2 separate regions of the Homo sapiens genome follow, and region 2 is linked to region 1. Evidence: chromatin loops called from intact Hi-C (ENCODE). Cell type or tissue: endothelial cell of umbilical vein. All regions are shown on one strand. Each heading gives the region's core, and the rest is flanking DNA. Links, peaks and the distances in the headings are about the cores only.

Region 1 (16,345 bases), core at 2,663-10,662:
GTAGGTTTCTGCCCATTTTCATTCTTCTTTGTGGGTACTCTTGTTTTGTGCAGTTTACACTGGAGGAAGTTGCTGCTGTTGATTCAGGTACTATAGCAGGATTTGGGTGTGGACATCCTTGGCTGAGAGATGCAAAAACTTTTCCCCAAGATCTACTGGGAAGAAATTTGATTCATAAAAGTTTCATAAGGAGGCCGGGTGTGGTGGCTCATGGCTGTAATCCCAGCACTTTGGAAGGCAGAGGCGGGTGGATTACCTGAGTTTAGGAGTTCGAGACCAGCCTGGCCAACATGGTGAAACCCTGTCTCTGCAAAAAAATACAAAAAATTAGCCAGGCGTGGTGGCATATGCCTGTATTCCCAGCAACTCGAGAGGCTGAGGCAGGAGAATCGCTTGAACCCAGGAGGTGGAGGTTGCAGGCAGTCGAGATCATGCCACTGCACTCCAGCCTGGGCAACAAGAGTGAAACTCTATCTCAAAAAAAAAAAGACTTTCATAAGGAAAAGAGAACTCTGGGCTTGTGTAGTGAATTGGGTGTGTATGATTGATCAGTGTGTTGTTTTCTCGTCATGAACCCAAAGAGTTAAAATCTATTTTTGGTTGCTAGTTAACTGCCCCGGGGTGGCTGCCCTGGCAGTTGCTGTTTCGATGGCTTCCGCTGAATTGTATCATGACTGTGTTGATTAAAGATCTCACTCTCTCCTAGAGCAGAAGGTATGTCTACAAGATGAAAGCAGGGGCGTGTCCTAAGATTAAGCTGGATATTGGTGGTTTCTCTTTTTAGAAACATGAAGCAGTCATTGCAGCTCCCAGGTCTGTATTTTTTTTGTCCGCACTCCTTCCGCCTGCTGTTTGTAGGTGAGTGGGACAAGGGGAAGGTGGACAGTGTTAATCATGTCACTGCTTAAGCACCGTGCCACATGCTCTTCTACCAGAGGCAGCCATCGAAGGGTGAGGTCCTCAGGGTTCCACCACATCATTTAGAGTCAGAGCCACACCCACTTTCTAGGTGAATAGAATGGAGAGTAATTTCAGGCAGAGCCATCCCTGTGTCCCCTCTTTCTGTGCAGGTTCTGTGCTGTGTCCATCGCCATGGTCTGGTTTGGTGGGGGGACCACGGGAGGAGGAGGTGTCAGACTGACCTCTAGGGAGACCTAGTCACAAATAGAGCTCTCTGTTGTCCTGCAGTGCTGGGTCCTGCCACCACCATGGTTCCAGTGGTTGAGCTTTGCTGAAGCCCAGGCATCATGTACAGTGTAGAAGACCTCCTGATCTCTCATGGATACAAGCTGTCAAGAGACCCCCCAGCATCACGCGAGGATAACCCCAAGGGGCGCCAGGCAGCGAGGACTGGGACACGAGCAGGCCAGGGCCTGCAGAACGGGCATGAGGATGGCCCTGCGGCCCTCGCACATCGTAAGACGTCCGCGGGGAAAGGACATGTGAGTGACTCCGAAAGCCGCCGCAGCACACCGAGAGGCCACGGGGAGCCCCAGAGCACTTCTGCTTCCAGAACCTCGGAGGCGGGGTAAGTTTCACTGTGAACCCACCGTTTTCTTTTGACTCAGGAGTTTGGCGGTGGGTGATGTGTAGGTAAACTCTTTCAAATCTATATTTGGCCAGGGCCAAGGAGGGAGAAATGGTATTAGACACAAGAACACTTTTTTTGCTTTTTGTTTTGTTTTGTTTTTGAGACGGAGTCTTGCTCTGTCGTCCAGGCTGGAGTACAATTGTGCAATCTCGGCTCACTGCAACCGTCTCCAGGGTTCAAGCAATTCTCCTGCCTCAGCCTTCTGAGTAGCTGGGATTACAGGCATGTGCCACCACACCTGGCTAATTTTTGTATTTTTAGTAGAGACGGGGTTTCACCATGTTAGTCAGGCTGGTCTCGAACTCCTGACCTCGTGATCTGCCCGCCTAGGCCTCCCAAAGTGCTGGGATTAGTGAGCCACTGCACCCGGCCACCTTTTTTAGAGACAAGGTCTCACTCTGTTGCCCAGGCTGGAGTGCAGTGGTGCAGTCATAACTCACTGCAGCCTTGACCTCCTGGGCTCAAGTGATTCTCCCACCTCAGCCTCTCGAATAGCTGGGCCAGGTGCACACAACCACACCTGGCTAATTTTTATTTTTTGTAAAGACAGAGTCTCACTGTGTTGCCCAGGCTGATCTCTAACTCCTGGCCTCATGCAGTCCTCCCACCTCAGCCTCCCAGAGCACTGGGATTAGAGTCATGAGCCACCACACCCAGCCCAAGATCACTTGTTTCCACTGTGATATTCAGGGTGTTCCAGCAGCACTTAGCACAGGGCTTGGCCATAATGGGCCTTCAATAAATAGCAGTGAGTAAACACATTCTGTCATGCTAAATGCCATGTGTTAGGACTCTGCTTCTTGGTTCCCTTGTAATCTCTTCATCTTGCCTCAGATAGGAGTCATTTTAGAACTTTGTAAAAGCTATTTCACAACCACGCACCCATTCACAGTATATTTGGCTTTCTTATTAACACAATTCAATATTTTGCAGGTTACAGAGAGTGAAAAGGGCTCTGTATTCCCCTCCGTTTGTAAAACAAAACGTTTCTTCTGGTATATTCATATCATTCCATTGGCTTCTGACCTATCTTTTCCTTGCACGCACACTGGCCCTAATGTGGGCATCCCATCTGAATACAGCTGCATCTGTGGGTGTTTCCTTACAACAAAAAGAGAGGGCGGTTTAGCTAGGGGAACAGGATGGTAAAAAAGGAGAGAATTTCGGCAGCTTGCCACAGAGCCAGGCTGGGAGAGGAGCCCTGAAACCCTCTCCCAGGCGGTTTCCACCTGGAGGAAACCTTTGTCATCCCTTCCTAACACTGTGTTTGCCTTTAGTGCTGCACTGGGACCAGGCACAGATTGGGGAGGAAGAGCTCTGAGTCTACAGAGCGTGTTATGTAACTGCATGTCAGCAGTTAGATATGGACAAAGGACACAGACGGAATCAGGGACCTTTCTTTAAGAAAAACAAACAAACACACAAAACAGGCAAGTCTGATGGGAATGAACTCGCCTTCCATGGTTCGAGGTCACCCTTGCAGACAAAGGACCTTCCTTGTTGGTTGACAGTTTTCAGGCAAAAATGGGAAGGATTTTGTTTTTAGTCAGAGCACTTAACACATTATTGGAGAAAAGCAAAGGTGAGAGCCCTCGTTTCTGCCCAGCGTAGTAAAAGCAGGTTTAAGTTGCCAAGTCAGATGCTTCTCCAGCGAGGAGCAAGAGGAGTTAGCACTGATGGAGCCAGGCTCAGGGGGGAAAATCACAATGAAGAAGGGGCTGGAAGCTGTTTCTCTTTCACCTTGTGCTTCAGAACTCACACTTCTGTCGACTACTGTCAAGGCCTTCACTTTCTTGGCTGCCATTTTCCAGCATGGAGCTGGAAAAGGGGTCTTATGGGTGAGTTGTCTGAGGGTTCAGATAACCTTAGTGACTACCACACAAACGGGTGCTTGTTTTTGTTTTGTTTTTTCATTTAGTTTTCTGCTGAGTATATTTGTACCTTCCAACTTGGATATCAAGGTACTGAGATTGTACCTTGTCTCCTATTTCTTTTGTTTCTTGTACAGAGTCTTACAGTACAGGGCATATATGGTTATTTAATACATGCTCATGTGCTCAATTTATTCTTTCCCCAATTGTAGCAACTGTTGAAAAGCAGAACGGTCAGTTTCTAATGAAGTAAAGACAGGGCTATGGAATCCCTGCAGATGGACCATGTAGGTTACGTGGGGTCTCCCTCAAATTTGAGGGGCTGGATCAGAGTTGAGTCTCACGGTGGGAGGCAGGAGAATCCCCTTTAGAATTCTGTGTGGGCAGTGTGGCCGCCAACCTCATCCACAACTCGCTCAGGACTTTCTAGCCCCTTGTGTGGTAACAGGTTCCTGAGGACTACGGCATAATCAGATCTGCAAGCTGCCTTTGTTTCCATCCTGAGTGAAGGGCTCAGATAAGTGGCTTTGTGTAGCCCTGGGATGTTTTCATACAGATGACAGAGTTCTCGACAGATCTGGCCTCTTGTCCATGTTGTTGAGATTGGCCGATTCACTTAGATGGTGTAGAGTGGCTTTTGGATTGAAGGTTGGCTCCTAGGGTAGAAATAGCAAATGCATACATGTTTGCAGACATCCCTGCCAGTGCCCCAAGCTTCAGAGACTGGCTGCAAGGTTCCCTGGGTTGAAATGAAAGACTTTTTTTTTTTTTTAGGTGCCCAATAGAGAACTGAAAATTGGAGGGAAACAGAAAGGTAGGCATGAAGGAGAATTGTTTTTCCCCATCAGAAACAAAGTGCTTTGGGAAAAAGTAAATAGGTGTCAATAGTTAACAGCTTAAATTTAAAAAAAAAAAAAAAAGCCAATACTGCTATGGCTTATGTGAATTCTGAATCTGATGAATAAATGGTGCTGTCAGATCCCAGTCTTTGGTTACTCAAAAGCACAGCTGTGGTCTTGCTGCCTCCTCCATCCCACACAGTGACCTCTGCTGGGCTGGCCTCCCGGTCTAGGGGGTACCTGGGGCCCGGGATAGCCCTGTCCAACTTGAAGCCATCAGCGTGATTGGGAAGGGTCACGAGAGTTCCTCTTCTGCAGTTTCTTGGTTGAGGGCTGCCTTAAAGTGTGTCCCCACACTTTGAGCCAGTCCTCAACACCCCACTCATGTCCTGGGAAAGATGGAGATCAAGGTCATTTGGAAGGCCACAGGGGCTGAATGAAAATTTGTTTTATTCTGACAGAATAGTGGAGACCTAGGCATGTTGGCAATATTATTATCTTAGAACTGAAGAACATTGCATTCATCCAATGTGTGCTGCTGTAACAGGCTGGGTAATTTATGATGAATGGAAATTTATCAGTTCACAGTTCTAGAGGCTGGGAAATCCAGGGTCAAGGTGGTGGTATCTCATGAGGGCCTTCTTGCTGTGTCATCTCATGGTGGAAGGTGAGAGAGTGAGATCAAACAAGAGAGGGCTGAACTCATCCTTTTATAAGGGCACCAATCCCACCTAGGAGGGTGGAACCCTCATTACCTCATCACCTCTTAAAGGTCCCACCTCTTAATACTGTTACAATGGCAATTAAATTTCAACAGGAGTTTTAGACAGAATAAACATTTAAACCATAGCCAACACAAAGCCCAGAGGATGTCACTGGCCATCAATGGCTGCTCAGTGCAGCAATGGAGGGAGCCCAGCTTGAGCCACAACTTCCCCACCCCCCGGGCTGCCAGATGCCTTGGGGCTGCCACCCTGCAGCAGCACTGGGCCTGGCTGAGCTCTCCCCAGGTGAGGCCTGTTTTCGTTTGAAAGGAGCACTTGATTCTGTGAGCTCCTGGGGTTACCATCGCTGGATGGTCTTTTCTCAGTCCCTTGTCCTCCACCCTCCCCCTGGCATGCATGGACGTGTGACAGCTCTCAGAGCCCAGCTGTGTCCCTTTCCTGTCTGGGAGAGGCCTATAAAGACTGCATCCTGACCTGTCTACACGAGATAATGCACATAACACTGCTCTTCTGTGGATGTTGTAAAGGGAGCATACATGGAAGGCAGGATTATCCATCATCTGGGGCTTAGCTGGAATATCAGCATTGTCTGGTGAGAATGGTCAGGACTGTTCCTTACCCTGTAATGATTAGTATCAGTTTAGAACAGAGTTTCTGATTTAAAGACCAGCTCTATCTAGTAAAATTTTTTTACTTTTTTTTTTCTTTTTCCCTTTCTTACTCGAGGGACTTCTAGTAAAACTTTAAAAAAAACAAAACACAAACATGAAGCTTTGATGAGATTTTTGAGCATACAGGACACTTGTTTCCTAATGTGCTGAGGGGGCTGTTGCTTTGAGCTTTCACTATTAGCAGATCAAGTAGTACTGAGCATCTAGGACAGGAGAAGAATGACAATTCTGTTGGGGAGAAAGACAAAGGAGCATGTGAACTTGCTAAAAATCTCTTAGGTGCAAGTAGTGGAGAAGGACCAAGAGTTGGTTCTCCTTCATACATAGTTTATCTAAATTGATGAGTAGACAGTAATTGTTTTTTGAAGCTACATGTTAACGTGTTGGGCCATCATTCGTATGACTGGTAACTTTACCAGCGTTTAAAGCACAGCAGATGGACTGTGAAGCCTGACTGTGGGACCCCTGGCTCAGGGGCCCTCCTTGCCCCCAGGCTGAAGACTTCCTAGCAGTAAAGTTTCCCTCCTTCATAGATCCTTTGGGAGGCAGGAAGTGGAACCTACCTGAAAGGAAAGGGAGGGGTCGTTGTAAGGATTCATGGAGAGATTCACGGACCATTCATAGGAAATGGAGAAAAACTGGCTGGCCTCATTAGAAATGGAATGAGAAGGTGTCCCCCTGGATTGTGGGTTATTCCCCTGGGGACTCATTCATCTCTGTCCCCCATTGCCACCCATCTCTGCCTCCCATTGCCACCCATCTGTGCGTCTCCGGGTACTTGTTTTGCTCCTCTTCCCTTCCCTGACAGCTTCTGCTTCCCCGTACCTCTGGCTGGCAGAGACTTAGACTCCGCCCTTGCTCCCCTTGATGGCTTAGCTTCAGAACCCACTGCTGTCAACTGCCCGCATCTCTTAGTTGAAACTTTTGAAAAAATTGAGTTTCAGACAGCCGGTGGATGCTTGAGTACTGGGTTAGGGTGTCTCCCCGCTCCGATCAGAGGGGAGGGGCTGGACAAGGGAGAGGTAGGTTGGATGGGGAGGAGGGAATGACCAGGCATGGGTGCCTGAGCTTTCCCCACTGCAGGTGCTGCGGGTGAGGACAGTTTCCAGGCCACAGGGACTCCCTGTGTACCCCAAAACATGTTCTCTTCACAGACAATTTGACAAATAACACTAAAGACTTGGCATTTTCCCCTTTTTAAGTCGTTGACTCCATAGAGAGCTCATCTAGATGCTAGCCCGCTCCTAAATGGTCTCAGTTAACAGACTGTAGTGATGAAACTGGCTGTGGGCTTTGCATGAAAGGCACTGACGTGGTCCAGGAAAAGACTCACAGGCCATGTCCAAAGCTTGCCTGCTGAAACACACACACACACAAACACACACACACAGTAAGAGGAAGTAGGCAAAGAGGAAAAACTGTGTTATCTGCACATGGAGGAAACTGCATGCTTAAAATACAAGTAGCCAAAACTAAATAATACTTAACGACCATTAAAATATGTAAAAGGCTGTTATCAGGCACTCAGGGTTTCCTTAATGTGTTTCCTTTGAAATATTATAATCAGAGGAAGCTGTAAAATACACTTAACATAGCAGAGGTTTGAAGCTGAAAGTTATACCATAATTGGCTCTTCTCTGCATAGCCCCAGGAATTCTGGTAAGATTTTTTTGTTAGTTACCCATGAGAATAACTTGTAATTATCTCCTGTCATCAGCGGCAGTTGTAACTAATGAGAGACTTAGCAACCTAGGGAGAGTCTCTGATGTGGTGGTCTGGGGCCCTCATCTTGGGAGGTTTCTATTTGATCAGTAAACATCCATTCTAGATAGTGCTACTGGATATGGTAAACAGTTCATTTTCAGGGTCTTTTAAAGCTTCTCTTAAATCATATCCTGCTTATAAGGGTTTTCCAAAAACAGAGAATGCTTCAAGTTTAACATCTGTTTCTATGTTCCTCTTTCTTTTACAAACTTATGAATCCTCAAACACGATTTGCCTTTTCACTGCTTGTTTCCATACTAAGCATTAGCTGTTGGTATTTTGACCTTGTTACGAGGCAAAGCCTCTCTTTCTTGAGGGCTGGCATGCTCATGAACACCAGGAAGACACAGGCCGCCTCTTCCCTCACTGTCTTCTGTATGCCCTTCTCCTTGGTCTCGTTCGTAAGTGTGGAAACTTCCAGAAGCGCCTGGAAGCTGGTCCTGTCTCCTGCATGTGCCCCATGTAGCTTTTACCAGCACCAGTTTCCCCACTAAAAAGCAGGTTGTGTCCTTTGAACATGAGGCTTCTGGAGGTGCAGTGGTGTGGAGGTGCAGGCTTCTGGAGTGACAAGGAAGATCCAGCGGCAGCACTGCCGAGGGCCTCATGCATCTTGCTGGTTATGCCATCCCCAAGAGGAGAGTTGTTCGTGTGGAATTCTGCCTTCAGCTAGAGAACTGGATGAGTCTGAGAGCTAAGAAATGCCCCACAGAGAGACACCAAGGGTAGGAATGTGAGACGGGGGTCCAAAAGAGACCCGAGTGGGTCTTCTGGTCCAGCCGCTTTGCCTCAAAGATGGCTGTGCCTCTGCGTTCTCGACAAAGGACAGGTTGTGGACTGGGGGTGTCACTGGTGGGCCGCTGTGCAGCTATGGGGCCTGGGGCCTTTAGGCGGCCTCCCTAGGGTGTCATCACCAGAGACCCAGCTGCAGGGTCCTTCAGGCTCTCAGAAACCCATGACTAGTGACCACCTTTTCTGCTCCTCACAGCCCTCATCTTGGCTTCTGAAGAACCGTGGGTCGGAGGCACCGCGAATACTCCATAAATATTTGTTGAATAAATGAATAAGTAAATGAAAGCAAGAGTGGTGCTAGAAAAAGGCAAATGAGAACGAGGCTGGTCTTTCTCCATGTCTATCATGGCACTCTGTGGTTCACACTGGTGAAAGCAGTTTAACATGGTAAAAATCTGACATGCCCTTATTAAAGAGAAAATATGAAAATACTGAAATAATCTGCCTTACCTATTAGATACGCATGAGAGAGAATGGATTAGAGCTTCTCTTCCTGCCTTGTTTTAATAAATGAAATACTGGTTTGTTCTGCATCCGTATTGTGGAAATGGGTGTAGCTTCTTCATCAGAGACCAGCCATCCCCAGGAGGAGCAGCGTCTTGTGATGACAGTCAGCTACGTCACTCTTTCCTGGCATTGTGAAGGCCTGTTGATTACAGCTTAGACAAAGACAATGCCGATCTGAAATAATCATCACCTTCAGACAGACACTCGGTTCTTCACCCTTTCCTGTGTGCCACCCGCACCCCCTTCCCCAGGCGATCAAGCAAACAGAGCTTCAAGATAACCTACTCCATTGAGAATGTATTTTAATTGAGTTAATACCAAATGAAACAAGGGCTTCTTATGTGTCAGGCACTGTGCTAAACACTCTGAATGTATCATCTCATTTCATTCCTCCCAGGATACAAAAAGGAAGGCGTAGTCCGTCCCTGCAGTACAGATGAGGCATCAGAGGCAGGGGCAGTTAAGGACGCTGCCGACAGCGTTCCACTGGACAGCCGTGGTGTTGGCCTTTAAACCCACGCCGCCCCTCCAGTGCCCAGGGCAGCTGCTCACCACTCTCCTGGCAACGTTCCAACACTGCTCCCTGTTGGTGTGATGAGAAGCCAGAAACCACCCCTCTGCACGTGCCCCGAGCCTGGACTGTTCCGTTGACCCTGGGCAGCCGTCTTTGGGTGTCAACTGCAGGTTCATCCGGCTCCCCAAGGACTGGCCACAGACATTGTTTTCTCAGCCTATTTTTCTCCATCTATACCTTTTCTTCCTCAAGTTAGGGAATCCACAAGAAAGTGATGAATAACACTTTGAAGGTATTATCTCATTTCATCCCTCCCAGAAAACTCAAAAGGAAGGATTCTGTCCCTGCAGTACAGATGAGGCATCAGAAGCCGAGGCCGGTCCAGCTGCCCACCCATCAGGTGGGAAGGGCCTCACGTTGTGGGAGGGAACAGTGTCTGCCCTGCGTGCAGTCACCAGGACTTCTCCTAGTCACTCGGGTGGGGAACCATTTCTCTAGTGCTTCCTGTCCCTGCCTGTGACAACACCCTCAGGGGTGGCTTCCTGTAGGACCTGGGATGCTCCCAGGATGATCATTGATGTGGAGGGACAGGGTCCTCTATCAGTGGGATCCTAGCATGGGAGGGGCGTCAGCATCTGGCCCTCTAGGGAGTCTGCCTCCAAGTAAGGGCCACCCAGTGTGGCTTCTTGCCTTTACATTCATTAGAAGGCATCAGTGCGTCCTTGCCATGTTAATCAGTAAAAGGAGTGGGCTCATTTAAATAGCTGGCGTGAGTCGGGGGTTAGGGGTTTATGACCCAGCTTTCTTCCCTTAGAAGTGCAGTTGCAGGAAGGATGTTGTTCAGAGATACCCTGACTCCCAGTGAGAGGTTCTAGCACCTTCATCGGGGACACATTAGTACACGCAGCTGGCGGCTGCCCCAGGAGCCCTCACAAGCTCCACCTACCTTTTCTCCAGGTTATTGTTTTCCTTCTCCTTCCACATGGACCTATACCCTTCTTCCTTCATTTGTATCCCTTTGCTCCATCCTGCTTCTCTCTTCTCTCTTCTCTCTTTCTCTTTCTCTTTTCTTTTCTTTCTTTCTTTTTTTTTTTTTTTTTATTTTGAGACAGGGTCTCTCTCTGTCACCCAGGCGAGTGCAGTGGCACCATCTCAGCTCACTGCAGCCTTGACCTCCCAGGCTCAAGCAATCCTCCCGCTCATCTCGAGTAGCTAGGACCACAGGCACTCACCACCACATCTAGCTAATTTTTCTTTTTAAATTTTTTGTGGAGACTAGGTCTCCTTATGTTTCCCAGGCTGGTCTCTAACTCCTGGGCTCAAGCGATCCTCCTACCTCAGCGTCTCAAAGTGCTGGGATTACAGGCATGAACCTCCGTGCCGGCTCTCTCTTTGTCTTCGCTACCTGTAGGTTGGTCAGTGGTCCACATCAATGAGGCGCCCCCTTGCATGAGTAGTCTCCCAGCCCCTGATTTTGTTACGTGCATTAAACACTACTAGAATTACCATGACAGTTTCCAAGCTGGCGCCATCCTTCACATCAGCACCAGTTGTGAATTTACTAATTTATGAAAAGGAAGCAACAACCCCAAAACCCAGTCCCAGGGGTGGGGCCGGTGGACCGTGGCCTCCGACTTAACTTGTGTGTATAAAAGTTCTTTACTAGACCTTGCAAAATCAAAAGTCTACTGAAGCCCTAACCCAAAGATGATTCAGAAACCTGCTGGCAACCACAAAAGAGCAATTTGTGTCCATTTCTAGCCGTCAGAGTTTAAAAAATATTATGGTCTTGTGGCTGGCCAGGTTGGCACTGTAGTGGCAATGGCTTCCAACTTTTTTTTTTTTTTTTTTTTTAATTTTTCCATTCTGAGTTCATCTTTGTGGAAGCCAGACCCAAGCGCAGGAGTTCAAAGCCCATGCTGTGGAGGAACTGCGACTTCAGGGGCTTCCATCCAGGTCGATATCAGTGGGTGCCTTTCCAACATGCCTCCTACTTAATTTCCTCTGTGCACGTTGATAACTCAAGTGCCTTTGAATTGCTTTCCTGTGCCCCTTCTTCAAATGTCCAAATTTAGCATCACTTCTGAGTCCTCAAATTTATTATGCTTCCTCTTCCAGACCCATTATTTGTGTATTTTTTTTTAATAACAAAACTGTAACCTCCAGAAATAGTCCGCCAGGTACTTTATGTTTTAACTGAATCTGCACTGCCTGTCATCTAGAGTCATTCATTGTGACATCATAAAAAGCAGGCCTGACAATGCATTAGCAGTCTGACTGGGCATTTGTGGATTTTCTAGTTACCATTCTGCCAGCGCAACCTACAATTCTTGTTCAAATTGAACTTTGCTGAAGAGTAATATTCATCCATTATGTTTTCAGAGCAGTTTTCTCTTTTCTGACTGACCTTTAATTTTATGCTAACCTCTATACTTCAGTCTTCATCTTCTCCGGACCCCAGATTTCCCCTTTCCAAAATTAGCCCATTCGTTACCCTGTATCAGAGGGATATTTGCACGGGGTGGTATACTGAATAGACCAAATCATGCTGAAAAAAGAAATTGCAGGCTTCCAGGCCCAGAGAGCTTTCAGAGCAAATTCTGGAGCGGAACATGGCTGAGGCCATCACAGAAGCATGTTAGGCACCTGACAGCGGGGTTGGTGAATGTGAGTCGCTCTAAAGAGATGCCCAAAGCCCCTTCTGCCAACCAGAGGAGAACGCTGCTCCTGGCTCTTTCAGTGAGACCTACAGCCTTGGCGGTCAGTTTCTGTATCTGGATACCAATGCCTAGATACAGACGCCTCCGGAAGGGGAGGGGCTTTTGAAGGAACAGGCTAGGCCAGTGTGTCATGACCATCCACTGGTCTAGAACATGACACTAGGGTTGGAAAGCAATGGAAAGCAGCAGGCATCTGCTAGACTGCAGATCTGGGAACCAGGAAGGGATCGCTGGATAAAGGCATGGCTTTAATGGGGCCTCCCCAGCCCCACCCCAATGACCACAGCGAAGCATGGCTGACTGGACTTTGAGGGCCCCCACGGGAGGACCAGGCTCAGGATTTTGTTCATGGAGGAGGGAAGGGTAACTGTTTGTCTCACTTCCCACAGAACCCCCAGTTCATTAGGCAGGCAGCAAGCCTCTGGCTGATTTCTTAAGTTAATCCACACATCTATCCCGTGCTCCTGGGTATCAGGCCCAGTGCCAGGCTGCAGCTGCCTGGGTGATAACAAGTCAGTGTGGCTCATGAGGACCTTGGAGGCCACTGAGAAGATGGGGAATGTGAGCCAGTGGTTACAGGCATTCCAAATGTTGCATTTTTTTTGTTTTTTTTTTTTTGAGACGGAGTCCTGCTCTGTACTGCCCAGGCTGGAGTGCAGTGGTGCAATCTCAGCTCACTGCAACCTCCACCTCCTGGGTTCAAGCCATTCTCCTGCCTCGGTTTCCCAAGTAGCTGGGATTACAGGCACCCACTACCACGCCTGGCTAATTTTTTGTATTTTTAGTACAGACGGGGTTTCATTCACCGTGTTGGTCAGGCTGGTCTTGAACTACTGACTTCAGGTGATCCGTCCGCCTCAGCCTCCCAAAGTGCTGGGATTATAGGCGTGAGCCACTGTGCCCAGCCCAAATGTTGCTATTCTAAGGAGAATCACTTTTTAAAAGAAGGGTATCATTTTCCATTGTGGTTGAGAAGGAGTCATGTGAATGAACAGAACTGTCTCCTAATTTTTCTCATAATTAGCTGCTGCATATGCAGTGAATAGACTTGCTCATTTTCTGTTAAACATATTGTTTTTCACATGCTCATATTTCAGATGTTTCCCAAGCAGTTGCTAGTAGTTGTTTCGCTGGCCTCATCTCTCCTGAGATGAGAGATGGGGCTGTTGGCAAGTGTAACTTCTGTTTCATCTCCGTCCCGTTCACCCGGGAATTCTGTGTAAAGACCCTGCTTGTCCCATTGAACTCATGGACACAATTTGTCTGGGCGATCACATTCCACTTTGCTTTCCTTATCTTTTTCCCACCCTGTGTTAATGTGTTCAGCATGTTTTCCTAGAAGTGCCATTGTTAATGTCTTTTAAAATGTAAGATAATTAGTTTCATTTTTCTAAAAAGAAAAATTTGATCTCATTTCCTTAAACATATCAGAAAATATATTTTTGGCTTTGAAACCCTATGCAGCAGTACACATTTTAGCTGGTAATGGGCGTCCTATAGCGAAGCTACTAGAAGAGCCATTCTTGCTAACTTGTCTGAAGGAGAAATCTACCAGAGCGACCCCCATGGGGAGTCCGCTTGCACCTGTCAGAGCCCAGCCCTTGCTAGGTACAAAATAGATGTTTATTAATTAAATGGTTTATAGTTTTCTATGTCATGTGGACTGCGTTGCAAAGTAGATAATTTAAAATTTCCCGGATGACCTGTATTTTTATTAAATTGGAATTTTGGCACCTTGTGCAAACAGAAGGAAGTTTAACCCAAAATTCTTAGTTATTTTGGTTTGTTATATATGGCAGTTTTGACAAAGTTAAAGTGATAGTGTAACATTTTTGGGTGGAGAAGAAAACCAACCACGCTCCCTCTGTAGGAAGTGACAGGCTGTTTGTATTCTTGTCCTATTTCTGTCATTTTTTATCTGTCTTCTGATTATGCTCGTGGCGTGTACTTGCACAAGTAGCACCTTAGGATTTTAGCCCCTTCTCTAAGCACACTGTGAAACCCGAATATCAATTGAGAAAAACGCGTCAAAGCCACACGGTACGGTTTCCTCCCTAAAGTCATGCAATCCAGGAAAGCGTTCACAGGACTGTCAGGAATGAGAACGGTGCTTCATAAAAGCCTACTCACCATCAGCCTAAGAGCAGAGGTAAGAGGGTAGATTGTTTCTGATGCAAAGCACCAACCGCATACTTCCTAATGATTTCTTTTAGCCTTTCACAGTGGGGTGTAACAATTGTAATGCCTTATTACATGGTAGTTTTTAAGTCTTGCCCTTGGATTTTCTATAGAGTCTGGGAGCCTATAGACAGTAGGTGCTGAAGACTTTTCAGTGGTTCATGTTCTACAGCATTTCTCAGGCTACTGATGGGCGGTCACACAGGAGTCCCCAGGGGAGGACTCTGTGGCTTCTGGAGCTGCAAGCCTGGCTCAGCTAAAGTGGGGAGGGAGGGAGGAAAGGGGCTATGCAGAGGGGCCAGTGACGATGGCTTTCAAAATGACTAATCTGTGTCGAACCTGACCAGGAAGCAGTCTTCTCAGCATTCAAAACCCAAATGCTCAAAACATAATTTCAATGACAACAAAAGCAACACAGAAATTGTGACCTCCTACCGTGCCCGGTGTTAAGACAGTACAGGTCTTATACCATGTACAGGTCGTTAACACAGAAGCATTGAGGCTGCTCAGTGGCAAATGTCTTACCTCAGATTGATTTTGGATATTTTCTGGTTTTCCAGCCCATAACTAAGCTTTGCTGTAAATGACTGCCTAACAAGTTAACAGGGGGTAGAAGTAGATACAGAATTATTGTTATTATCATTATTATTATTATTATTATTATTATTGAGATGGAGTCTTGCTCTGTCGCCCAGGCTGGAGTGCAGTGGCATGGTCTCAGCTCACTGCAACCTCCTCCTCCCGGGTTCAAGCGATTCTCCCACCTCAGCCTCCCGGGTAGCTAGGATTACAGATGCCCGCCACCACACCCGGCCGATTTTTATATTTTTAGTAGAGACAGGGTTTCACTGTGTTGGCCAGGCTGGTCTCATACTTCTGACCTCAGGTGATCCACCCACCTCAGCCTCCAAAGCGCTAGGATAACAGGCATGAGCCACTGCACCCGGCCTTGGATACAGAGTTTGAGGGGCTATCCTTACCTTTTAAGGCAAAGAGGTAATTCCAAAATAAGAATAGTAGCAATAAAAATAGAAGTTTTTACCAGGGCTCCTGCCCACAGCCTTCTGCCTCTGTGATTGGAAGGGCTCTCCTGCAGCCCAGGCCCCAGCAGGGACTCTTCCAGGCTTCACGCACTGTTGCTGCATAGAACTGGTGGCCTTGCACCTCCCAGTTTCATGTTGTGTTCACTCTGCTGTGCCACCAGCTGAAAAGCAGACTGTGTTGCTGGAATCATTCGAAACCACAAAATGTATAATAACACCTAAGCACATGGGGAAAAAGAAATCGACCTCACTAGTAATCAAAGAAATGCAAATTAAAGTAGTGAGAAGTTATGGGGAAAAATAGTTGTAATAACTAGGGATGAAAAGGTTCAGCAAGACCGGCTCTCCTCTGCACGACAGGAGGGACTATAAATTGGATAGTTTATCTAAGGTCAGTTTGACAACATGCATCACACAACACCCCATGATCTACTCACTTCTTTTCTAAGGACTTACTCTAAATGATCTGAGACCTACATCACGTGTTTGTGAACAATAGTGTTTTTCAAAGTGTTTTAGAATAGAATCCACATCAATGTCCAACACTGGTAAAGGGTTAAGTAAATCCTGTGTGTGTGAGGGAATACAATTCATCCATGAACATTAAGCACCTGAGGGCGTTTTCATTACACTGGAAGAAGTAAAATGCAGGGTTAATTGAGCGTTTTAGGTTCACATTTCTTGGCTTAGAGCTCTTTCACAAATCCTTGCAGGCTGTGTAACTTGGGGAAATCATTTAACCTACCTGTGCCTCAGTTTTCTTATCTGTAAAAGCGGGAAGTAGTGGTAATTATAACGTTGAAATGAAATAATTCACTTGGCATGCTTAGCACCATGCATGGTACAGCATGGGTGCCCAGTAGATGTTAGTATTAAGCAAGTTACTTAACACCTGTGCCTCAGTTTCCTCCTCTGTAGAGTGGTATTGACAGTAGCTTCTACCTCAGAAGGATGTTGGTGAAGCTTAAATGAGTTAGTTTGCAGAAAGCACATGGCTTGGACCTAGCACACAGCAACCACCGTGTAAGCAGCTGCTGCTGTTTGTGCTACAAGTGTCAGGAAATGTTCACATAATACCAGATATCTAGTAGAATACCCAGGCTGTTCAAAAATTCACATCCTCACACACACAC
Region 2 (16,345 bases), core at 2,738-10,737, 190 kb before region 1:
TATCCTAGTATAATATATGAATAGTATCTAATTTATTTTTTTCTAGGTGGCTACCCATTTGTCCTACCACCATTTATTAAATAATCCATCTTTTTCTCAGGAATTTAAATCCTACCTTTAATATATAGTAAATGTCAATTTGTATTGGGGTCTGTTTTTTTGTATTGATTTGTCTATTCATGTGCCAATATATCATACTGTTTTAACTTTACAACTTTATGTTTTAATATCTGAAATGGCTTATCACTCTTATTTTCAGAAACTCCCTTGCTTTTTTGTTGTTGTTATTTGTTTTTTGTTGTTGTTGTTTTTTTGAAATGGAGTTTTTGCTCTGTCACCCAGGCTGGAGTGCAGTGGCTCACTGCAACCTTTGCTTTATGGACTCAACCAATTCTCCTGCCTTAGCCTCCTGAGTAGCTGGGACTACAGGTGCACGCCACCATGCCTGGCTAATTTTTAAGTTTTTAGTAGAAACGGAGTTTCACCATGTTGGCCAGGCTGGTTGCTGTCTGTTTAGTTTTTAATATGAACTTTAGAATCTGCCAATTTCCAACAAAACCTGGTTGGTATTTTTATTGGGATTGTATTAAATTAATAGATGAATTTAGAAAGAATTAACATCTACGTGATGTTTTGTCTTCCTGCAAACGTGATGTACCCTCCCATTTGTTTACATTTTTTTGTTTCTCTCAGTAGTGTGTTTAAAGTTTTCTTCATATAAATCATGCCCATTTCCTGTTAGGTTTGTTCTTAGATTGTTTATCTTTTTTTATTGCTACTATAGAGTTTTTTTTTCCATTATGTTTACTCATCTACTTTTTTTTTTTTGGTAAGAAATGGGGGTCTTACTATGTTGCCCAGGCTGAGCTCATCCTCCCACCTGGGCTTCCCAAAATGCTGAGTGACTGTTTTCAGTATTCTTTTTCTTTTTCAGACAGGGTCTTGCTCTGTCACCCAGGCTGGAGTGCAGTGGCGCGGTCTCGGCTCACTGCAACCTCCACCTCCCGGATTCAAGGGATCCTCCTGCCTCAGCCTCCTGAGTAGCTGGGACGACAGGCACCTGCCATCATGTCTGGCTAATTTTTGTATTTTAGTAGAGACGGGGTTTCACCATGTTGGCCAGGCTGGTCTCGAGCTCCTGACCTCAGGTGATCCGCCTACCTTGGCCTCCCAAAGTGCTGAGATTACAGGCATGAGCCACCGTGCCTGGCCCCAGTGTTCTTATTTTTACAGATGAGTAGACTGACACTGAGAGAGGTGACTCACTCAAAATCTCACCAAGAGTTATGGCAGAGATGGAACTTGACCCTAGGTCTTCTGATTATACCCTCTACACCAACTTGGAGATAGAAACCGTCCTCTCTTTAACATACACTTTGGTGACAGATACCTATGATGGCTCTCACATGTTTGTTCCTTCTTAGAGCTTAAAGGAACCTCAAAAATGATCTAGCCCATTCTCGTTTTAGTCATGAGGAGAATGGCGCAGTATTATCAAAGAGCAGACTGAAATTCACAGGTGCAAGGGGGAAAATAGATTTCTATGTGCTCCTGTCATCTTTGACCAATTCCTTTTTCATGAGAGCAGCTTCAAAATGTGAGGGAGGCTTCTCTACATTGGAGCTGGAAATCATAACTTGCAGCCTGGATTTACACTTTAATTGGTAATGCTATTTTATTCATGCTGCTGAATTTTTTCATGAAACTGAAATTACCAGGACGGTTTCTATTTTACATACTTGTTTAAAATACTGCATTTTGCTCTGCTACTATAAAATGCACAACAGAAAGTTGTTGGCTTTTTTCTTCTTTTTTGGTTTCAGCACATTTCATTTTATTTTAAAGTAATTGTAGTTTCTGCTGACTACCATCTTCTATTTTTTCAAGGAACCCAAGAATGGAAAGGTGGCCAGTTATTACTCTCAGGGACCTGCAGAGGGAGCTCAGTGGTTTGTTTGTTTATTTTTTTCTCCAATGCCTGTGGGTCCATTGGTTAATGTGGGAGAGCTTAGAACTATGTCATCATCAGCTTGCTGCTTATCAACTATGTATTTTTGAGGAGTCAAGGTAATTGTTCCTTTCCCTACAGCTTCACTATATAATGGATTACCACTCTGGGACCGGGTTCAGTGCATAGGTAGTTTTAGTCAAATGTACTCTGCAGTGCTTCTGAAAACCTCTGGAAAATCTCCCTTCTAGGGATGGACCACAATACATCTTCTGGCTTGGGTGCTGGGGAAATGTGGTATTAGACCAGGAAGCCCCAGAAACAAAGAAGCTTCCTACTGGGCCTGGGGATGATCATCTTTTCCTTCTTTCTTTCTTTCTTTCGTTCTTTTCCTTCCTTTCTTCCTTTCCTTCCTTCCTTCCTTTCCTTCCTTTCTTTTTCTTCTTTCTTTCTTTCTTTCTTTCTTTCTTTCTTTCTTTCTTTCTTTCTTCCTTTCCTCCTCCTCTTCCTTCTTCTTCTCCCTCTCCTTCTTCCTTCTTTCTTCTTTTCTTTTTTTTTTTTTTTTGAGATGGAGTCTTGCTCTGTCACCCAGGCTGGAGTGCAGTGGCATGATCTTGGCTCACTGCAACCTCTGCCTCCCAGATTCAAGTGATTCTCCTATCTCAGCCTCCCAAGTAGCTGGGACTACAGGTGCCCACCACCACACTGGGTTAATTTCTGTACTTTTAGTAGAGATGAGGTTTCACCATGTTAGACAGGCTGGTCCCGAACTCCTGACCTCAGGCAATCCACCTGCCTTGGCTTCCCAAAGTGCTGGGATTATAGGCGTGAAACACCACGCCCAGTCTTTTTCTTTTTTTAAAAAATAATAAATTAGGCTGAGGGTGATGGCTCACATCTGTAATCTCAGCACTTTGGGAGGCTGAGGTGGGAGGATCACTTGAGCCCAGGAGGCAGAGGTTGCAGTAAGCTGAGATCGTGCCACTGTATTCTACCCTGGGTGACAGAACAAGGCCCTGTCTCGAAAACAAATAAATAATTTCATTTGCATTTCCTTAGACTGATTTTTTTCTTGGTAAAATGTTTTCCCACTGAGTGAGGTCCCCTTAGCATCTCAACAATGAAAAGTAACAGAAGTCGTAACAGATAAAAAGCTAACATCAATTTAAAGAGCAGCATTTTATTTTTTACTGTTTAGAGACGGGGTCTCACTATGTTGCCCAGGCTGAGCTCCAACTTCTGGCCTCAAGCGATCCTCCACACTCAGCCTCCTGAGTTACAGGTGTGAGCCACTGCGCCTGGCCCAAGAGCAGCATTTTAAATCAAGGGGCACTACAATTGCAAAGCGTTCTGATCTGTTGATCTACGTAGTGCTTTTGTAAGAGGTGCTGAGAAGCCAAGGTTCTACAGAAGTGAGGAAGATATTTTTTAAAACAGTGATCTCACTGAAAAAAATCCCCCAGGTTTCCCTCCCAAAAAGCTGAAGGTATTTCCTGAGGGTGAAGTCAAACCTAAAAGGGCTATCATCCTAGTCAGACTGTGGTTCAGACTTAGGCAAAGTGAGATGAAAAATGTTCTTTCAGCAGGAATCATTTTCTGAATCTGTTATGCAGGATGATTTCATTCAAATGGGACTACCAATTTTCCAATTAAAACGTGAGACTAGAAAAGTAATATTGTAGGTGCACATTTCCTATGTGGTACAGACTTTATTTTATTTCGGTAATGGGTACGGATGCGGCACAGCCTTGATTAAACACTGAGGAACTCAATGAAGGATCTAAATTAGTTGCAGTAGAATAATTCCTGGGGCCTTTGTTAGCATGCATGAACTTATTTATGAACCAGGGAAGCCTTATTCTCGGAGGTAGAATTTTTGTAATCTTGCCAGAGGAGGCGTTTATGGTTTATATCTATGTCAAAGGCAACGTTATTGTTGTGATCTTTGTTTAACAACCTCCACCACAACAAAAAGCACCAGAACAGTATGGTGGAAGAGGCTGATTAAATTTTTAAGTTAATGTCCTTGAATTCAAGGTTGCATGACCTAAAAGCATGGCATTTGTCACATGTCTAGGTGCTCAGTAAACATATGTTGAATGAATTAAATGAATTACTTTTGTCTCCCACTATGAACTGTACACCTGGGCCCATTTCCTGAGATGACATAAAGGAAACACCTATGCGTCTCTACAGGTTATTGAGTGTCTTCTTGGGCTGGACTCAGAAAACAAAGGGTAAGCAGCTGACCCAGGGCGGCTCAGATAGCTGCCAAGAGACACAGCTGGAGACGTGGGGCTTGCGGGAAAAAACCTGGCTGGCTTGGGTGCTGGGGAAATGTAGCGTTAGACCAGGAAGCCCCAGAAACAAAGAAGCTTCCTGCCGGGCCAGGGGACGATCATCTTCTTTCTTCTTCTTTTTAAAAAAATAATACATTAATTAGGCCAGATGCGGTGGCTCATGTCTGTAATCCCAGCACTTTGGGAGGCTGAGGTGGGAGGATCGCTTGAGCCCAGGAGTTTGAGACCAGCCTGGGCAACATGGAGAAACCCCATTTCTACTTACTAAAAATACAAAAAATTAGCCAGGCACGGTGGCCTACACCTATAGTCCCAGCTACTCAGGAGGCCAAGGGAAGAGGACCACCTGAGCTACAGAAGTGGAGGCTGCAGTGAGCCATGATTGTGCCACTGCACTCCATCCTGGGTGATGGGAGAGAGACACTGTCTCAAAAATAAATAAATAAATAAAATTAATTAATTAATTCTCCCAGCTTTATTAAGGTATAACTGACAAAAATTGTATATGTTACAGTACATAATATGATGTTTTGAACTACACATACATTGTAAAATGGCTAAATTCAGCTAATGTACATATCCATTCCCTAACATATTTATCATTTTAAAAAATAATTTATTTTTTATTTTTACTTTTGAGGCATGGTCTCCCTCTGTCACTCAGGCTGGAGTGCAGTGGCACGGTCATGGCTCACTGCAGCCTTGACCTTCTGGGCTCAAGTGATCTTCCCACCTCAGCTTCCAGAGCAGCAGGGACCACAGGTATGCACCAGCATGCGAGGCTAATTTTTTTACTTTTTGAAGAGATGGTGTTTCACTATGTTGCCCAGGCTGGTCTTGAACTCCTGGGCTCAAATGATCCTCCCTGCTTGGCCTCCCAAAGTGCTGGGATTATAGGCATGAGCCACCACACATGGCCTTAATAAGGTACTTTTTTTTGTGAGGAGAACATTAAAGATCTACTCTCAGTAATTTTCAAGTATAGGCTACATTAGCTACATTGTTATTAACTGTAGTCTTCATGCTGTACAATAAATCTCCAGAACTCTTTCATTCAGTCTAACTGAAATTTTGTACCCTTTGACTAACCTCTCCCCATTCCCAGCCAAGACCATCTCCTTCCTTCTGACCCTGACTTCCACCCCCACCCACCCCCATCCAGCTACATCGATTTCTTTACTTTTGAAATTGTGTGTTATTTGTTTCAAATCTCAGGAGTAATGTGTGTTCCTTGTGAAAATAAAAACTAAAGCACAAAGGAGAAAGTTACCCATAATCCTGGTACCCAGGGCAGAGATCATGCATATTTTAGTGTATGACGCTTTCGTGCTTGTGCCTAAATATGCCTGTGTATAAATATGACTTTTATACGAGCATACATGTGTGTTTTTACAATATTAGGATGTATGATACGTATTGTTTCACATGGTTAGTGTTATTAAAACACAGTGTTTCTTAGAACATGTGTTTTATGCCTCCATAACCTAACCAATGCATGTGACATGTGGTTCTGGAGACTAACTCCATCAGATCAAATGGTGGCTCTTGGCTCTTCTATTTGATCGTTAGGTGACTTCAGGCAAATTACTAATTTCCGTGTACTTTTAGTTTTCTTTTCTTTCTCTTTTTTAATTTAAAAATGTTAATCCCATTATTTACTTAATGAGTTTCCTTATCTCTAAAATGAGAAAGATAATATCTATCTCACATTGTTGTAATGGAGATTAAAATATGTTAATCGGTAAAGTGTTTAGAACATCGCCTGGCACGTAGTGGACTCTTAATAAATATTATCATTTACCACTAATATTAGTAATATGAGCAATAGCATGAGGAGTAATTTAACAACTCTCTTAATTGTGGGATATTCAGGTCTCAGGTTTCTGATACTATAAATAATTCATTAGAACATCCTTGTAGACAAATTTCTGCACACATATCAGTATTTCCTCCAAGTATAATTGCTGGGAGTGCATATTTAAAAGTTTTGGTCCATTTTGCAAACTGTGCTCTGGAAAATTTGCACCATTTCACTTTACAGTCAACATTGAAAAGATGACAATGTACTTCCTTCAGCACTAAAGATTGTTATTTAAAAATCTGTATGTGAATTCATTTTTTCTTTAATTAGAAGAGAATTATTTTCATATGTTTATAATCAGTTGTATTAAATCTTTTGTGGGTTGCCTCCTTTTCCATGAATTGAATTAAATTGAACACATAAGTTTAATCTATTTATATTTTATATATTGTTATAATTCAGTGTATATTTTATATAACCCACATTTATTGTAATTTAAACACTTTATTTCTACCATATTATTTTGTGTTTTCTGTTTACTATATATATACATTTTCTTTTTTTCTTATTTTGTTCTTTTCTGCTTTCTACTGGAATGATTATGTTTTCTTCTTCCTTTTCTTACTTACTTGACTGCTTCTTGGGAAGGTATATATTCTGTTATTCTACTTCTATTCTTCTGTGGCTCTGTGGCTACTTTTCAATTTTTAACTTTGTTCCTGAATTAACAAATTCTTTACTTGTTTTTTTTTTTTTTTTTTTTTTTTTTTGAGACAGAGTCTCGCTCTGTTGCCCAGGCTGGAGTGCAGTGGCACAATCTCAGCTCACTGCAACCTCCACCTCCCAGGGGTGAAGCGATTCCCATGCCTCAGCCTCTTGAGTAATGGGGATTACAGGTGTGTACCATGACACCTGGCTAATTTTTGTATTTTTAGTAGAGATGGGGTTTCGCCATGTTGGTTAGGCTGGTCTCGAACTCCTGACCTCAGTTGATCCACCACCTCAGCCTCCCAAAGTGCTGGGATTACAGTTGTGAGCCACCGACTTTACTCAGTTGTTCTTTCTGCCTTTCTCTTGCACAATACACAGTTCTTGGAATGTTTAACTCCCTATCCCTCCAACTCTCCTCGATCAAACATGTCATTGTTATCTAGTATTTTATTTCACTTTTGTACCTCATTCCGAAACACTGTTATCATTCTTGTATAGCTGTTCCTTATTTAGATTTTTCTGAATGCTTACCAGTTTCATTGCTTACCATTGCTTTTACATCTTGTTTGTTTCTTCTGGGTTTGTTTCTTCCGACATTTAAAGAAATCAAAAGAATTTAAAGAAATCCTTTAAGTGCTCATTCAGTGAGAGTTAATGGGCTAAATACTCTCGGTCTTGGTTTGTCTTAAAATATATATATTTTTTCTTTTTTTTTTTTTGAGACGGAATTTTGCTCTGTCACCCAGGCTGGAGTGCAGTGGTATGATCTCAGCTCATTGCAACCTCTGTCTCCTGGGTTCAAGTGATTCTTCTGCCTCAGCCTCCCGAGTAGCTGGGATTACAGGTGTGTGCCACCACACCTGGCTAATTTTTGTATTTTTAGTAGAGATGGGGTTTCACCATGTTGGCCAGGCTGATCTTGAACTCCTGACCTTAGGAGATCTGCCACCTTGGCCTCCCAGAGTGCTGGGATTACAGGCGTGAGCCACCATGCCCAGCCTGAAAATATTTTTAAGTTTCCCTCACACTTGAACAATGATGGTAGAAATCTAGATTAAGAGCTGTATTCTTTCAGCACTCCAAAAATATTATCCCATTGCATTTTGGTTTTTATTGCTGCTATTAGAATATATTTACTATTAGCTTAAAGAATGCCCTCTCTGGTGGTGGCTTTTAAGATCTTCTCTTTGTCTTGTGTTTTGCATTTGTATCTTGATATATTCAGATGTGAACTTGTTTATTTTTCTTACAAGGTGTTGTACTTCCTGAATCCACAGATTCATGTCTTTGATAAATTCCAGAAAATTTATCTCTCTAAAAATACTGGCTGTCTTTATTCACTTAATTCTCTTTCTGCAACTTGTATTACATGTATTTAGATATTTTCATTTTATCCGAATATCTCTTTCTTAAAAATATATTTTATTGATGTAAAAATTCACATAAAATTAACCATTTAAAAGTGAAATTCAGTGAAATTTAGTACAATCACAATGTTATGTAACCACCACCTCTATCTAGTAATAACTATTTTCATCATTCTGAAAGAAAGCCTTATACACATTAAGCAATTGGTCTCCATTCTCTCATCCCCCTAGAACCTGACAACCAGCAATTTGCTTTATGTCTCTATGGATTTACATATTCTGAGTGTTTTTGCATTTTTTTATCTGTGTGCCACATGTTGTATGACTTCTTCAAATTTACTTCCCAGTTCACTGATTCTCTAATCAGCTGTGTCTAAATCAGGTGATACCTAGCTGCTGAGTTTTTCATTTCAATTACTAAATTTGTTTCTGTTTTGTTTTGTTTTAGAGATAGAGTCTTACTTTGTCACCATGGCTGGAGTGCAGTGACACAATCATAGCTCACTGCAGTCTTTCATTTTTCTTTTTTTTTCTTTTTTCTTTCTTTTACTATTATTATTACCATTTTTTGATACAAGGTCTGGCTCTAGTGTCCAGGCGGGAGTACAGCGGTGCTATCTTGGCTCACTGCAACCTCCACCTCCTGGGCTCAAGCCAATCTCCCACCTCAGCCTCCTAAGTAGCTGGGACTACAGGCGTGCATCACCATGCCTGGCTATTTTTTTGTATTTTTAGTAGAGATGGGGTTTCACCACATTGCCCAGGCTGGTCTCAAACTTGTGAGCTCAAGTGATCCATCGGTCTTGGCCTCCCAAAATGTTGGGATTACAGGCATGAGCCACTGCACCCAGCCACTCACTGCAGTCTTGAACTCCTGAGCTTAAGCAGTCCTTCTTCCTCAGATCCCCAAGTAACTGTGACTACAGATGCATGCTACTATGCTAGCTAATTTAAAAAAATATTTTAGAGATGGAGACTTGTTATGTTGCTTAGGCTGGTCTTGAACTCCTGGCCTCAAGCAATTCTCCCACTTTGACTTCCTAAAGTTCTGGGATTGCAGGCATGAACTGCCCTGCCTGACTGGATTTTTATTTTTATTTTTTAAATTTTTGTTTATTTCTTATTTTTACCTGATTTCATTTTTGATAATGTTACATTATTTTCTTATGCTTTGATTTCCTTTCTTTCTGACATTAGTCATGTCAAATACTCTTAGTTTATAATTTATAAGATTATCCAATTTTCTGAAGTCCTTGGGTTCTAATACTATTGTTTGTTATGTCTGCTGGTTCTTAATCATGGTGGATTATTTCCTCAGGCATTTTAGAGGTTTTGATTGTGAGCTCATCCTCTGTGAAAATCTCGTGCAGCCTGAGTTCAGTGCCCTGGGGGTTTTTATTGGCTGGAACCATTTTCATATTATTTTCTTGGCTTTTCGTGAACCATGCTGATAGTGTGAATTTGAACCCAAATTTGAATGAAGTGCAGTTATCAATTTCCAGGAAGGACTTTTTTTTCTGACTCCCAGTGCAGTAAGTAACACAAAAGCTCTCTTATAATGCCACTGTGATATTACATGGATATTTATCTAGTCTAATCTTTTATTGAGATTGTTGTTCTTTAAGTGTTCCTACTTGCTGTGGGAGTCTTCTTTACTTGCATGAGATGAAAACTCTGCCTTCTATCTTATCAGGAATACTAAAACCCAAGCCCCAAGGTTACTGAGGCTGATGATTTCTGGGCAGTCACAGTATCAGCTCACTCGCTCACTGCTCTGGTATTCAGCTCACTCTTTAAGCTGCATTTAAAATAATGTTTATCCTACATTATTCCATACTGCCGGATGTTTGTAATGGTTTGGTTTTCAAACCATCTCATTAAAAATGGAAGTTCCCCCCTTTTGGTTCCATTGCAGCTGACATAATGTTTCCTGTAGGATGGAACTGGAGCTTCAAGAACCACCTATGCCTTCTCCCCAAAGACTTGAAAGCCCAAATTTAGATGTGGTCTTCCTGGATTCTTATAATGAATGGAGGGTCTTCACGTAGCACAGAGAGCACAGCTCTTGCTGGAGCTGTGCAATGTGGTAGCCTTGGGTAAAGGTTCAAAGGCACAGCTCAGGACATACTGTACAGAGACTCGATGTGGTGCCACCAAATTGCTAAGAGGCAAGATAAAGCAATGGCAGACAGACCTGTCTGAGCCCCAGGGTTTTGAAATGAGCCCCAACCTTCTGGAAGTAGAAGGCCTGGAGGAAATGGTACAGATTCAAGGTGGCTCTTGGCCTTGGAAAGGTGAGTTTTTATTAAATAGTTTATATAGTCTGCCTTGTGTTGGATACTGGCTGAAAGATGCAGCCAGGGTGTTACCAGACTAACACAGGGGACTGTGTTACTCTGTTTTCCTTTGTTATAAAGGAACACCAGAGGCTGAGTAATTTATACAGAAAAGCTGTTTATTTGGCTCGTGGTTCTGCAGGCTATATAAGCATGGCACCAGCATGTGAATTAACAGAGTGAGAACTCACTCATTACCATGAGGAGGACACTAAGCCATTCATGAGGGATCCTTCCTAATGATGCAAACACTCCCCACTAAGCCCCACCACCAACATTGGAGGTCACATTTCAACGTGACATTTGGAGGGGACAAACATCAACACTACATCTGGAATGTTCACCTTCTAGTCAAAAGCAGCCAGAAAAACAGTGGTTCTGAATTTGAGTATAAAATGTCTCAATTAATAGGAATATCTGTCATAGATGTTATGCTGGTTTTGTATATTGAAAATAATGACCATTAGAGCTTGCAAAACAACAAACCCCACTTGTCCTAGATCAACCAATGAAGTTAGCAGGGCAAACTTACTATGAAAAAGGTCATATGCCAGCCGGGCGTGATGGCTCACGCCTGTAATCCCAACACTTTGGGAGACCAAGGCAAGTGGATCACTTGAGGTCAGGAGTTCCAGACCAGCCTGGCCAACATGGTGAAATCCCATCTCTACTAAAAATACAAAACTTATCTGGGCTTGGTGGCACACGCCTGTAGTCCCAGATTCTCAGGAGGCTTGAGGCAGGAGATTCGCTTGAACCCAGGAGGCAGAGGCTGCAGTGAGCCGAGATTGCACTACTGCACTCCAGCCCGGGCGACAGAGCAAGATTCTATTTTGAATTAGTGCCATGGAAACTTCTTGAACTGTAGAGAAATGCTTATTAAGCAGTTTAAAGGTTGAAATGGAAGACAGTTTTAAGAATAAAGAGATAGTTTAAGCAAAAAAATATAGGTCTCCAGACCTCTTAGTCAATGTACCTAGTCAGTTCCTTAGAGTGACAAGTATTTTTATTAATTTCATTACAGAGAGCCTGGAATTAACTGAATCAGATCAAGCTTTGGGAATAAGTGATACCCAGAAATAAATAACTGATGCAGTACATTTTCCAATAGCTCATTGACTGGGGGCAGAGGCTCTTTTATATAATTAAAGTATGTAGGTGAGCCTAGGATTACCCAGAAATGTACTGGTGACAAGTGTGGCAGCTATCTCATTATTTAATCTACCCGAAATGAATGTGCACAACTTCATGTCATTTCCTGGCCTCAGGTGCTGTGAAAAAAACGTGCCACTCTTTAAGATCTAAGTTTCCCTTCCTGAATAAACAGCTAGACCTCCTTTCCCAGACTTCCTTGTGTAACTGAAATTCAGGTTCAGTCACTTGCTGCTTGCAGAGTCCAATGAACAGGGGTGAGGTCTGGTGTAAAGAAAGTGACGTTATTCTAAGGCTTAGCTTAGGGGAAGATGTACTGGCTCCTGCCTTTAAGGGTACTGCTTCCCTTTGTGTGCAGAAAGCAGGGCTTTTAAACAGGAACCTGGCATGAGCAGCACACAGGGGAGGGAGCGATCAGGTGCAAGGTCTACATGACTCACTGTGTCGCCTTATCTACTGAGTGGTCCAGCTGGTGCCATCCTGGGCAGAGCTAGGTTGTAAGGTGGCCATTGTCTCGAGATACTCTCCAGGTGGGAGCGAGTTCCATCGTGGACATGCTTTAGGTTGCAGATTGAGTGTTGTCTCTTGAGGTGATCTCCTGGTGAGAGAGAGTCATGGCTCTGGAGCTTCTAAGTAAGCAGGCAGTTAGAGCCTCTGGGAGTATCATGTAGGGAGCATCTGGTGAAGGGAAGCTGAGGGTTTTCATTGCATTTCTAAAGAACTAAGTGAGAAGTGGGGAACAAGGAACAAGGAGGAAAGAGAAAAGAAGAAAAAAGTAATTAACAAAATAACTTTGTTCTCTTTGTCTTGAAGAAATAGGGGTATGTGTTTATACCTGGAGTTCAGTATGATCATATGACTGAGTGCTTATGAATGGACTATGAGCAGCCGTGTGTGTCTGTCATTTCCAGGTCTGGCCTACAAAAACTTTGCAGGCCAGGCGTGGTGGATCATGCCTGTAATCCCAGAGCTTTGGGAGGCCAAGGCAGGTGGATCACGAGCTCAAGAGCTCTAGACCATCCTGGCCAACATGGTGAAGCCCCGTCTCTACTAAAAATACAAAAATTAGCTTGGCATAATGGCAGGTGCCTGTAGTCCCAGCTACTGGGGAGGCTGAGGCAGGAGAATTGCTTGAACCCAGAAGGTGGAGGTTGCAGTGAGCCGAGATCGCGCCACTGCACTCCAGCCTGGTGAAAAAGCGAGACTCCATCTCAAAAAAAAAAAAAAAAAAAAAAAAGCAGCAAAAAAAAAAAAAAACAAACTTTGCAGGCATGCTCAGACATGCTCGTTTCCTCTTCTGGATGATTGAGGTGGCAACCCTCAGGAAAGCTACATGTTAAGGAGGACTACCATCAGCCGCAATCTTGGTTCTCGTATGACTACATGGGGTAGAGTTGCCCACCCAACCCTCTGTGAGCTGTTATATTTCTATGGTGTTGAGCTACTGCACATTTGGGCCTATTTTGTTATCTCAGCCTAACCTCCCTGAACTAATGCATAGTATAACCAGGATGCCAAGGATATTAGAGGTCCTGTGAGCCCCTGTGTGTGTGACTCCCAGTAGAATTATTTTTCCTCGTTCTTTGATGAAAGATGCTGTAGCACATCCCTGGCCATCACCCAGAGCCTGGCACCTGTGCTCCCTGTCCTTGCCATCTACCGCAGCCCAGTCGCCAACCAGCCTTTGTCTAAATGTGACTGGCGATTTTAGACACCTGATGATTCAAATCCCTGGGCATCTGAAACTGGCCCATGTGTTCCCCTGCCACACCCTCCTAGAGCGCTGGGTTTGACTGAGTGATTTTTAGAGGAGAAAAAACACGATTTTCATATTAAAATAAACATTCATGGGTAGAAGGCAAAACTGGATGAATTTCAAAGACCAAGCATAAGACTTCAAAGAGATTTCAAGCTTGCATTTGCAGTTCTGGATCGAGCCCTTGGACCTCCCCTGGGGCACTCGTTCACTGTGTTTTGGGTTGTCAGAACTGCACTTTATTTATTGTTATTCTAAGGGTTTTTAGGTTTTAATCCAATAGCCAAATATTTTCTTTCAATACAGTGCAGACACCTAATTCAAGTGTTGTTAAATATTATTAGAACATCAGATCATTTGTTATTGGTTTCTTTTTTCTTCCCATATCACCACACCCCCCAAAAAAAGAAGGGAAGAAAGAAATTTACTACCCTAGAATATAAACTATGAAGTAGATTTTAGATGTGAGTCTCCCAGCCCACATGGGGAAGAACCAGGCTCCCTTTTAGTCTGTGGCTTCAGAAGCCCCCTCCCCTCCCCACAATGCACTCCCAGCTCCCCAAGCCCCCACATTTCAGGAAGATGGGAGTAATCCTTCAGGCCCACAGGCCACTGGATTTCTTCACCCTCAACCTAGACAAGTCTTGAGTCTGTGTTGGAATCATGAGCAACCTGGTCGTCTTGGACAGAATGGCCAACTTCTGCTCTGAGCAGTCTTGTGTTTAATGCCTGTACTGGGCACGATTTTTTTCTCCAAAAGTTCATATCTTCTCCTGGTAGTCAGTGTATCTTCAGCTAACATCTACTCAGGGAGAAAATAATCTCCTCAGGAGCTGCCAGCTGATTTGCAAAGAACTTCTCATTTCCTGAGAGTCAACCTTCCATCAGCAGCTCATTTCAGATTCACAGTCCACACTCCCCTCACTGCACTCAGTCCTGCTTTGTGGCGTCCTCTGGGATTACTGGGCATGTGCTTACTCAACTTGGGGCCACAGTCTTCTGAGTGAGGAAAATACACCCAGGGTCAGATTTGCTTCTGGAGAGGTCTAGGGCAAAGCTGGTGGAGATGGGCCAGCACCAACAAGAGGTCCCGGAGGCAACGCCTTGGCTTGCACTCCCTGAGGACTGGGAGTTGCTGCCAATATCAGAGGAGCTGGGGCGGAGTCTCTGTGCCAGATCCCAGGGGTGAGTGCTCCACCTAGAAGGCAGGGGAGGGGGTGGTCAGGACCATGTGCAGAAATGGAGGGCAAATGGGAGAGGCTGAAAAGACAAGGACTGGAGACAAATGGAGATGCTGGGATCTTGCCCAGGGTAGGTCAGCCTGTCTATAGCCTGGAGCTCTGAGAGCAAAGCAGCAATATTTGCAATGAGAATCTCCTGATTTTTTTAAAAAAATACTTATTTTGACTAGGTAGTATATCCAGAGGGAAAACAGTGCTTGGCACTGTGGCACACGCCTGTAGTCCCAGCACTTTGGGAGGCTGAGGTGGGAGGGTCACTTGAGCCCAGGAATTCAAGACCAACCTCGGGAACATAGTGAGACCCCCATCTCTACAAAAATTAAAACAAATCAGCAAGGCATCGTGGTGCACCTGTAGTCGCAGCTACTTGGGAGGCTGAGGTAGGAGGATCATTTAAGCCCAGGAGTTAGAGGCTGCAGTGAGCCATGATCATGCCACTATACTCCAGCCTGGGAAACACAAGACCCTGTCTCAAAAAAAAAAAAAATTCTCCAAAGTGGACAAAAGGGCCTACTTTCACCTTATCCCCATGACACTCAGTTTTCTTCCCACAAAGCCACACTTCTTCTAGCTTCTCATTTATTGTTCTATAGTTTATGCATGTATAAGCATATGTGTTTGCATTATTTATTGGTTTATCTGTTTATATTTCAAAAATGGCACATTCTGTACAACTTTTCATTATTATGCTTTTGGCTGCAAGAAACTGAAAATCGCTATTAAAATAACTTAGCCTTTATTTGATGTAACAATAAGTTGAGAGGTGGGTGGTTCCAGGGTTGGGTTGAAACACACCTTGCATCTTAGAATCCTCTTACAGGGGTGGATTTCCTTCCCTTGGCTCTAGGCCACAGCCTTCTGGGAGTGCAAAATCCTCCCTGCATCATTTCACTTCCTGAGAGGTTGAGAGCAAGGCTGGGGCAGGGCCTCTTCTCGGGCCACCAGAGGACCGTGTGGCCAAAACAGTGAGTCACGGCCAATATCAGAGGAGCTGGGGCTGGATTTTCCAGCGTCAAATTGCTGAGTAGGTTCTTTCTCGGTTATTTCTCATCTTCGGATGAGGAGAGGTCTTCCTGAGCCAGCTATTAATACTTCCAGGAGGACTTGAGTTATGTTCCAGGCTAGCAGGAATCCTTTCACCAGGGCCTATGAACTCCTGTAAACTTTTCCCCACCATGTCCTGGAATCAGGCTTTGTCCATACCTTTCCCTGTCCTGTGCTGCCTTTTTTGGGTCTCAAAATTTCAGCGAAGGGCCCAGCCCTGGCCCAACACCTGTTGGCGTTGTCTCAGACGTGGGATGGATGTGTGTGCTCCTCGGGGAGGGAGCCTCCCAGCCTGAAGGACTCAGCTGTGCCCTCACGGCCGGCCCCTTGGACCTTCTCGTCTCTCTTTAGGCAGCCCTTCCTTCCTCACTACCGTGCTTCAGGGGACAGCTGACTCCCAGTCGTGTTTCTATTTCTTGTTCTGCTTGTTGTTTTCGAGCAATTCCCCAGTGGAGAAGGCGGAATACCCCATTCACTGCTGCTCTGGGAGACTGGCCGAAGCTCTTCTCTCTTCAGGTCACACCAGTGCCATTTTCCCCATGACTAATGTTTTTTTTTTTTTTTTTTTTTGAGATGGAGTCTCGCTCTGTCACCCAGGCTGGAGTGCAGTGGCACAATCTCAGCTCACTGCAACCTCCGCCTCCAGAGTTCAAGCGATTCTCCTGCCTCAGCCTCCTGAGTAGCTAGGA

What was found. Peaks named below come from ENCODE experiments on the same cell type or tissue, not always from the same donor. Only the 100,000 strongest peaks of a DNase experiment are listed, where the experiment ranks them.
Region 2: it touches region 1 in a loop (3-fold over the local background); 5 of 110 quality-filtered maps call a loop at or near these places.

Annotation. Positions count from the first base shown.
Region 1 is chr10:30,032,715-30,049,059 of GRCh38, reverse strand. JCAD (junctional cadherin 5 associated) reads left to right here. Exons shown (of 4, transcript NM_020848.4): 2 at 1,189-1,528. The coding sequence starts at 1,248. Among named protein-coding and RNA genes, the nearest start is that of JCAD, 19 kb to the left of the region's middle. RefSeq lists enhancers at 1,435-1,544, 1,555-1,614, 13,871-14,467 and a silencer at 4,877-5,149. In endothelial cell of umbilical vein, for the core only: no CTCF peak of the experiment used is centred there; DNase peaks (open chromatin) are centred at 5,479 and 7,109; H3K27ac peaks cover 3,124 bases.
Region 2 is chr10:30,226,908-30,243,252 of GRCh38, reverse strand. LOC101929279 (a long non-coding RNA gene) reads right to left here. Exons shown (of 3, transcript NR_120653.1): 3 at 10,563-12,336. Among named protein-coding and RNA genes, the nearest start is that of MTPAP, 110 kb to the left of the region's middle. RefSeq lists an enhancer at 12,055-12,194. In endothelial cell of umbilical vein, for the core only: no CTCF peak of the experiment used is centred there; no DNase peak of the experiment used is centred there.